Linked DNA regions of Homo sapiens: region 2 is linked to region 1. Evidence: read pairs that join two places in POLR2A ChIA-PET (ENCODE). Cell type or tissue: Panc1. All regions are shown on one strand. Each heading gives the region's core, and the rest is flanking DNA. Links, peaks and the distances in the headings are about the cores only.

Region 1 (4,393 bases), core at 313-4,312:
TCTGGGCTTCCGGAAGCAGCGTCTGTGAAGGGGCAGGGGAGAGAGTCCCAGACATGGAGCCTCAAGTCAGGCTCTGAATTCTGTGTCTGCCACTGAGCAGCTCTGATCTTGAGCATTGTTATTTGAACTCTGTGACTCTCCTTTCTCCTCACATATAAAGTGAGGATAAGAGGAAGGTAGAGAGGATGAAAGGAGATCATGTTGTATAAAGCTGCCTCCATATACAGAATAAGCCTTCCCCCTCAGTGCTGTCATAAAATCAGTAACCCACAAAGGAGAGCCAAGTTCCTCCAGGCTTCACGCCTAACCAGAGAGGTGTGTGGGATAGAAAAAGACCTACACCATCCTCCTAGCTCTGTGCTGGATGAGATTTGTCACTTGGGGCAAGACTGCGTGCATCACCTCAGTTTCTGCATCCATAAAATGGAACTGATACCATCACCCTCATTGAGATCATGGGGATTGAGAAGATGTACACATGAAAGTGCCAGCACCTCTTCTGGACAATGGAAGAGATTCCTCGGGTGTTATTTCCCTCCAGTTTGGGTTCTGAGTCCAGAATCCTTTCTGGAGCAACCTGTTTGGGTGTTCTTCCCCGTCCCTGAACGTGAGTGGAGGCTTAGAGCTGACTTTTTCATGAGGCAACCTCTTCAACCCTGAACAGGTCTTGCTCTTCAAAAGTCCTTGATATTTAACCAAAATATGCCGCTTCAAACTTCCCACTGGTGATGCATGAAATAGAGTAAATGCCCCCAAACTCTTCTCCAATTAAGATTTTTTATCCCAGTGGAATCAGATTCAATTAAGCATCAAAGTCAATCTTTGGTGGAAAAATAAGTCAAATTTCAGCCAGAGTGATCTTTGCAGAAGGGCCATCCTTGCCTTTGGCTCTGGCCCTGGAGTTGTATTGAGGTTTTGTGATTAATGGGTAATTGCCTGAGCCTTACATTTTTTAAGATCTTTTGGTGGAACTGTCCTCTTTGGTGTTGCTGGCTCTTTCTTCGGAATCACAAAAGCCCAGAATCCTTGCTGAGAATCTGGGGTCCTTGTGGCATGCAGCTGCAGCTGCCACTCCCCACCTCCTGGGATGGTGCCTGAGTCTGTACTTCTAGATAGTCACAAGGTCGTCTAGCAGAGTAGGAGCCAAGAGTCAGTATACATGCCTGACTGGGGCGTGGGGACCTGAGATGGCAAGGAGGACCGAGTCTTACTGATACTCACTATGGTAGACAGAATAATGGCCCCCCAAAGTTGTCCACAGCCTACTCCCGAGAACCTGTGAACATGTTAAGTTACATGGTGTATTAGTCCATTTCACACTGCTGATAAAGACATCTCCTAGACTGGGCAATTTACAAAAGAAAGAAGTTTAATGACTTACAGTTTCATGTGGTTGGGGAGGCCTCACAATCATGGCAGAAGGCAAGGAGGAGCAAGTCACATCTTACATGGATGGCAGCAGGCAAAAAAAGGTTGTGCAGGGAAACTCCTCCTTATAAAACCATCAGATCTTGTGAGACTTATTCACTGTCATGAGAACAGCATGGCAAAGACCTGCCCCCATGATTCAATTACCTCCCACAAGGTCCCTTCCACAACATGTGAGAATTCAAGATGAGATTTGGATGGGAATACAGCCAAACCATATCACATGGCAAAGGGGAATTAATGTTACAGATGGAATTAAGGTCCTAATGAAGACCCTTGTGATGGAAAGATTACCCTGGATTATCCAGGTGAGTCCAGTGTAACCACAAGGGTCCTTCTAGGTAGAAGGGGCAGGACGAAGAGTTGAGTCAGGAAGAGATTTGAAGAGGCTGAACTGCGGGCTTTGCAGATGAAGGAAGGGGCCACAAACTAAGGAGTGCAAGAAATACAACTCTAGCAGCTGGAAAGGCAAGGAAACAATTTTTCCCCTAAAGCTTCCGTAAAGGAACACAGCCCTGCCAACTCCTTGATTTTAGCCCAGCAAAATCCATTTCAGACTTCTGACCTCCAGAACTGCAAGATAATACATTTATGTTGCTTTAAGCCACTAAGTGAATGGTGATTTGTTACAACAGCAAATAGGAAAAGAATACACTCACCTTCCTTTATCATCAACACATCCTGCTACTCAAGGCAGGGACTTCACCTGGCTGGAGACCATGCCTGTTCAGGTGTTAGCTGATCGTTAAGGAGCAGCTTGTCTGGACGGGAAGGAGCACAGACGTTGGATCGAGGCAGAGCTGAGTGAGGCAGTGCCATCACTTTCTGGCTTCACAGCCTTGCTCAGATTGTTTCATTTCTCTGACCTTTATGCTCTAAAGCAGGAATCATTACAGGATTAAACTACAGAATGTACTCCTGGTTGATTACCTGGCATGCAGTCAGCTCTCAACACATGGTCTCTTTTAGTAATGATGAGTTGAACTGTGCCTTTTCTTCCCTCCCCTGGGAAGTGTTTCTCTTTTTTTAGGGTGTGAGAGAGATTGACATTCTCTCCCTTGTCTAGCACAGGACTGCCTTGCCCTGGGGATCCCTAGTGAACCATTGCTGGGAGGCTCAGATGGACTCCAGGCAGCTGGACATGGCGAATACATGAGAGATTGGCATAGCGTATCCCCAGGGGAATGAGAATGAAACTAGAATCAAGATTCCCGAAGATCAAGCCGTCCAGGTGGAAACCTCAAGTAGCCAAACACAGCAGTGTGGTTGGGCTGGAATGTTTAACCTCTCTGGGAGGGATAACAACATTCCAGCTGGGACGTTCACCAAAAGTAACAAGTAATCACATGGGTGTGTTCTCTATCCAAATGACCAGAGCCTCCATCTGGCTAGCTTCCCATGTAATTAGTTTAAGAGTAACAAAATACCAGGACATTAATATATACAAAGGAGTGTTCCAGAACATCTAGGCACAGACTGATAAAGGAGACGTGGGTGTATGTGCACGTGTACGTTAAAGATGAGTTAATTTCAATGTTTCTATTATTCTAAACTGAACTGCTGCTATGGGTTTCAAGAATTACATAGCTTATGAGGTCATCTGGCTGGAACTATGATTCCAGAGCATCCCTCAAAACACGAGAGGACTTTTTTCCCCACTTTTATGTTGTTAGATGCCAAGGTGATTTAGCCAGAGTCAAAGCTGTACTTTATGGCAGGACATATATTCTTCCACTGTAGATTTTTTGTTTTTGTTTTGTTTTGTTTTTTGTTTTGTTTCATTCACCGAGTTGGAAGATTTAGCTCTGCAGTGTACAGGGAGCTACCAGTAAACTGTAGGTCAGGAGCTGGCCAGGGTGACCTCAGCTTAGCCACCAGAGCCCAACTCTCAAGTTGTTCAACTCTGTGTCTCCTCCTCTGTGCTTGATGGAGTTAACTAGGAGATCTCTGAGTTGGAGTGTCGCTCTGACCTCTGAGGGTACTTAAAGGGAAGCAGCAGGAGAAAGTGGGGAGGCAGAGAGTGGCACCAAGGTGCTGCAGATGACGTCTGCTGGCTGTGTTCCTGGTAATAAGAAGCGCTGTCCTCTGAAGGGACTCATGTTCCAGGGAAGACAATTTGGGGAAATGCTGACCGAGGTCATATTTTAATGTTTAAAGCTAGCTTTTAAGTATTTAAAGAAACGATTTACAAGTCAGTCTCCTGAAATTACAATTCCATAAAACTTCCAAGTGGGCAAAGAATAATAACTTAAGGAAGAGCAGTTTCCTAAACAGATGAGAGTGAAGTCCAAATTGCTTTTAAAGGGAGATAAAAAGGTCTCAAATTTCTTGCTATGGTTCTGAATGTTTAGTGATAGGTTCGTTTGAAGATGAAATCAACCCTGATGTTAGCTCAATAATTTCAGGATGTGGGGAGGGTGGGGGGAAACCTAGCCTATGGGAAAGGAAAATCAGGAAAACCTTTTAGTAGACAGACATTTTTCATTGCTATCAAAGGATGTGTAAGGCCACAAAAACCTCTTAGCAGGAAGCATCCTGGGGTGATCCATACATTCTTTCTGGTGAGGCAGAAGGAAAAGGAGGTCCAAGTCTCATGATCTGTCTCTTTAGATCCAGTAGCAGCAAGGATCCTAAATTGGTGGATAAAGAAACAAAGCCAACTGGGCTTGGTGGCTCACACCTGTAATCCCAGCACTTTGGGAGGCCAAGGTGGGCAGATTGCTTGAGCCCAGGAGTTCAAGACCAGCTTGGTCCACATGATGAAACCTGGTCTGTACAAAAAATACAAAAATTAGCCAGGTGTTGTAGTGCACACCGGTAGTCCCAGCTACTTGGAGGCTGAGGTGAGAGGATGGCTTTGAGCCCAGGAGGTTGCAGTGAGCCATGATCTCACCACTTGATATGGTTTGGCTGTGTCTCCACCCAAATCTCACCTTGAATTGTAGCTCCCATAATTCCCATGGGT
Region 2 (4,393 bases), core at 187-4,186, 370 kb before region 1:
AAGCTTTTTCAAAAATGTGGGACTCGCACTGCTTGTCCCTTGATTTTAGTGGAACCAAGAAACCGCATCAAATAACACTGAATCCTAGAATGAGAAAGTCATTCCTTTTTCAGTTCTCTTTCAACTCCAGACATCTTTTTTTTTCAACATCAAGGAAGATGTTATGCTAGTTATGTCTTTAACAGTTCTCAAATTGAGCTAGTCTTCAATTGTGTCTAGCTAGGATTTAATAACATGGTTTCATTTTCTTTTGTATTTATTTTACTATAACTTTTTATCCATGGAAAGTGATGTAGCTTTTCCATATTCCATGGCAAGATAAGATTCGTTTTGAAAATAAACGTTAAAACATTTAAACAGAGTATATTGTGAAGATTAGAACTGCTGTCATAACAGCTGCCCTGTAACCTTCTAAGGTTGACCCAAAACACATGATTCCCCGTTTTATAGATGTATCAGCTGAGACTAGCAGAGATGAAATGACTGCCTCAGTGATGTGCCAGTTATTTGACTGAAATAACCAGAGCTGGACCTAAGATCTTCTGCAGCTTCATGTACTCCCTCTGTAAAACTTTTGTTATCAGGCCAGGCGCGGTGGCTCAAGCCTGTAATCCCAGCACTTTGGGAGGCTGAGGCAGGCGAATCACCTGAGGTCAGGAGTTGGAGACCAGCCTGGCCAACATGGTAAAACCCTGTCTCTACTAAAAATACAAAAATTAGCTGAGCATGGTGGCAGGCGCCTGTAATTTCAGCTACTCAGGAGGCTGAGGCAGGAGAATCGCTTGAACCTAGGAGACAGAGGTTGCAGTGAGCCAAGATGGCGCCATTGCACTCCAGCCTGGGCAACAGAGCGAGATTCCGTCTCCAAAATAACAAAAAAAGCTTTAGTATCAGCCTTCTCTTTTAAAACATAAGGTTAACAGAATCTTTTAAAATTGTTTTCCCTTCCCTGCAGCATTTTGAAATCATATTCTAAGAATAGATTTATTTAATAACTAAGTTATTAAAATATTAAAAGCAGTTATGAATGTGAGAGTGCTGAAATAAATGTAATTGCATTCTTAAAATGCTGTAACATCAGACAATTTTTTTAAGTTAAAATATTTAACTGAAAAACAGCTGAAACAACTTAAGACCTATTAAAACAACAAATGGGCTAATGTGAGCAATATTTAAAAGAATATTAAAATATTATAGTCAATTCAATATGGGCAAAAAATTTTACTTTCTTAAGACCCTGAAAAGCAGCAAAAACAAATAAAAGCCAGAGTCAACAATTGCAAATATTAACAACAATCAAAGACCATTAGAACTAAAGGGAAAATGTAGAACTGAGTAAAATGATCACATGGACTTAAAAAAAAAAAAGTGGGTCAAATTAAGTTGAAAACAAGCTTGGAGTACATTAAAATGCACCTAATAATGGTTTTTTAAAATTCATTGACGTTTATACAGTGTTATGGAATTTAGCCTGGAAGGTATCAGTGACTTTTTAGGAACTTTGAGGAAATGACCCCTTGGTCTCCTGATTTGTACCTGCTGACTTGCTTGCTAGAAAACAGGATTTCCATGAGTTGAAGAGTCTGAGAGGCTAAGACTGTAGGCGGGCCACCTAGACAACACTCAACCCTTGCTGGAGGATATTTGGTTATTAAAACCATCCAGAAAAATGTGTCAGAAAAAAGTGAGGAAATTTAGTCCAAGGAACAGATCAGAAAAACTTGCTAGGCCTGTTAAATCTTCGTGACTTCCTTCTGTTTTAAATTTTGTCTATTTGGCCTGATACGGGGTAATAGAATTCTAAAAACAGAAATGTATTCGTTGTCTATGACTGCATAACAAATTATTCTAAAACCTAGTGGCTTAAAAACAGCAATAAATATTTATTATCTTAAAACGTTTCTATAGGTCAGGAATTGAGAAGTGGCTTGGCTGGGTGGTTCTGGTTCAGTGTCTGTCATGGGGTTGCAGTCAGGTTGGCTGGTGCTGGAGGATGGACTTCCAAAGTAGCTCACTCCCTGGTGCTGGCTGTGGGCAGGAGGCCTTAGTTCTCTCCACATGGGCCTCTCCACAAGGCTGCTTGAGTGTCCTCCTGACACGGTGACTGGCCTTCCTCAAGGCAGCCAATCACAGAGGCCAGGTGGTGGCCAGGCATGGTGGCTCACACCTGTAATCCCAGCACCTAAAAGGCTTAGGTGGGGGGATCACTTGAGCCCAGGAGTTCAAGACCAACCTGGATAACATGGCAAAACTCAGTCTCAACTAAAACTCCAAAAATTAGTTGGGTGTGGTAACACACACCTGTAGTCCCAGCTACTCAGGAGGCTGAGGTGGGAGGATCACCTGAGCCTGGGAGGTTGAGGCTGCAGTGAGCTGTGACTGTGCCACTCCACTCCAACCTGGTTGTTGGAGTGAGACCCTGTCTTAAAAAAAAAAAAAAAAAAAAAAAGATCGTAGTCTTCTAATCCTTAACCTCATCTTGAAAGTTATGAAGTGCTTACTGTCATCATTCTCTATTGGTTACACAGACTAGTGCAGATTCAGTATGTGAGGAGACCACCCAAAAGCATGGATACTAGAAGGCGCCAATCGCAGGGGGCCATTTCAGAAGCTGACTACCACAACCAAGGATTAAAGGTCATGAAGAGAACATAGAAATCTCATGTTCGCCTGTGTCCAGCCTTGCAGGAGGAAGTCTAGGAACTAGACACATGGTAGCAGCTTAGAAAAGGAGAAAGAAGGAGCTTAAGCCAGTGAGGCCAACTGAAAAGAAACTGGGATTGTTCAGAGAGCCAGTGGGGGCAGGTAGAAAAGCCTGTTCCATTCTCTCAGGTTCCCTGAAAACTGGTTGAAGAGCTGCAGGGGGGTTTGGGTTCCAGGTAGTCATCTTGAGCTTAAAGCTGTGGGTGCCAGAGCAGATCCTTATCATTAACTTGAGTGGGTGTCCCGAGGTGGCAAGACACAAGCTTATTGATAGGAAGAAAGATAAAGGATGAAGCAGCAAAAATCAAGGGCTGCCTATATATTCCTTTGGCAGAACACCAGAGTAATGCAATGATCTGACTCTTAGAAACAGACACAGAGTTGTTTTTCTCATAAGGAATGTATTTATGGTAGCAACTTTAGAGAATGCAGATAAGCAAGAAGAAAGTATAAATAATCTGCAACCCCACTATTCAAAGAATGCTGCTACTATTATGGTTTCCATGTTTTCCAGTGATATAAATGTATCATTCTGTGTGTGTGTGTATTATTGTGTTTGTGTGCATGCATTTTACCAAAGTCGTGTTGCACCTCTGTAACTTGCTTTTCTCATGCGGCACTCATCTTCAGCATCTGTCTCTGTCGTGAGTGATTCTACTACAGCAGTGTTTCCCAACCCTCTCTTCATTACTGCTCCCATAGGAGCCTTTTGAATACCACCATGAAATGTTAATACCGCAGGTATACTCTGTATCTGTTTATATATTGGGGTCCTTTGGAAGGTAGCAAATAATTGTGATAGCTGTTTTTTGTGTTCTTTTTTTTTTTTAACCTCCCAACAACAAACGTTTGGCCCTTTGACAACGCATGCACGATAGCGCCGTATACAGCTTTATAGTATTTCATTATATGAGTGTGCAATAATTTTTTAAAAATATTTTTTTATTTCAATAGCTTTTGGAGTACAAGTAGTTTTTGGTTACACAGATGAATTGTAGAGTGGTGAAGTCTGAGATTTGAGCCCACCCATCACCTGAGTAGTGTACATTGTACCCAATGTGTACTTTTTTTCTTCCTTGCTCTCTCCCATCCTCCCCATTTTGAGTCTCCATAGTTGATTATATCACTCTGTATGCCTTTGTGTACACACAGTGTAGCTCCCACTTATAAATGAAAACATACAGTATTTGGTTTTCCATTCCTGAGTTACTTCACTTGGAATAATGGCCTCCAGCTCCATCCAAGTTGCTGCAAAGACATTATTTTGTTCCTCTTTTATGGCTGAGTACTATTCCGTGGTGTATATATACCACATTTTCTTTATCCAATCATTGGCCTATGGACACTTAGGTTAGTTCCATAGCTTTACAATCGTGAATTGTGCTGCAATAAAACATACATGTGCAGGTGTCTTTTTGATATAATGACTTCTTTTCCTTTGGGTAGATACCCCTTGGTAGGATTGCTGGATGGAATGGTAGATCTACTTTTAGTTATTTAAGAAATCTCCAGACTGTTTCCCATAGAGGTTGTACTAATTTACATTCTCACCAGCTGTGTATAAGTGTTCCCTTTTCACCACATCCACGCCAATACCTATTGTTTTCTGACTTTTTAATGGCCATTCTTGCAGGAGTAAGTAGGTATCTCATTGTGGTTTTCATTTGCATTGCCCTGATGATTAGTGATG

What was found. ChIA-PET counts read pairs that join two places held together with the same protein. Peaks named below come from ENCODE experiments on the same cell type or tissue, not always from the same donor. Only the 100,000 strongest peaks of a DNase experiment are listed, where the experiment ranks them.
Region 2: POLR2A ChIA-PET joins it to region 1 with 13 read pairs; 2 of 35 experiments call an interaction of 5 or more read pairs at or near these places.

Annotation. Positions count from the first base shown.
Region 1 is chr15:71,689,279-71,693,671 of GRCh38, forward strand. All of the region lies in intron 8 of THSD4 (thrombospondin type 1 domain containing 4), which reads left to right. It overlaps THSD4-AS2 (THSD4 antisense RNA 2), which reads right to left and starts at 2,261. Exons shown (of 3, transcript NR_120346.1): 1 at 2,088-2,261; 2 at 1,382-1,492; 3 at 1-1,276. In Panc1, for the core only: no CTCF peak of the experiment used is centred there; a DNase peak (open chromatin) is centred at 2,678.
Region 2 is chr15:71,320,671-71,325,063 of GRCh38, forward strand. The region is part of intron 6 of THSD4 (thrombospondin type 1 domain containing 4); the gene reads left to right. Among named protein-coding and RNA genes, the nearest start is that of THSD4-AS1, 130 kb to the left of the region's middle. In Panc1, for the core only: no CTCF peak of the experiment used is centred there; no DNase peak of the experiment used is centred there.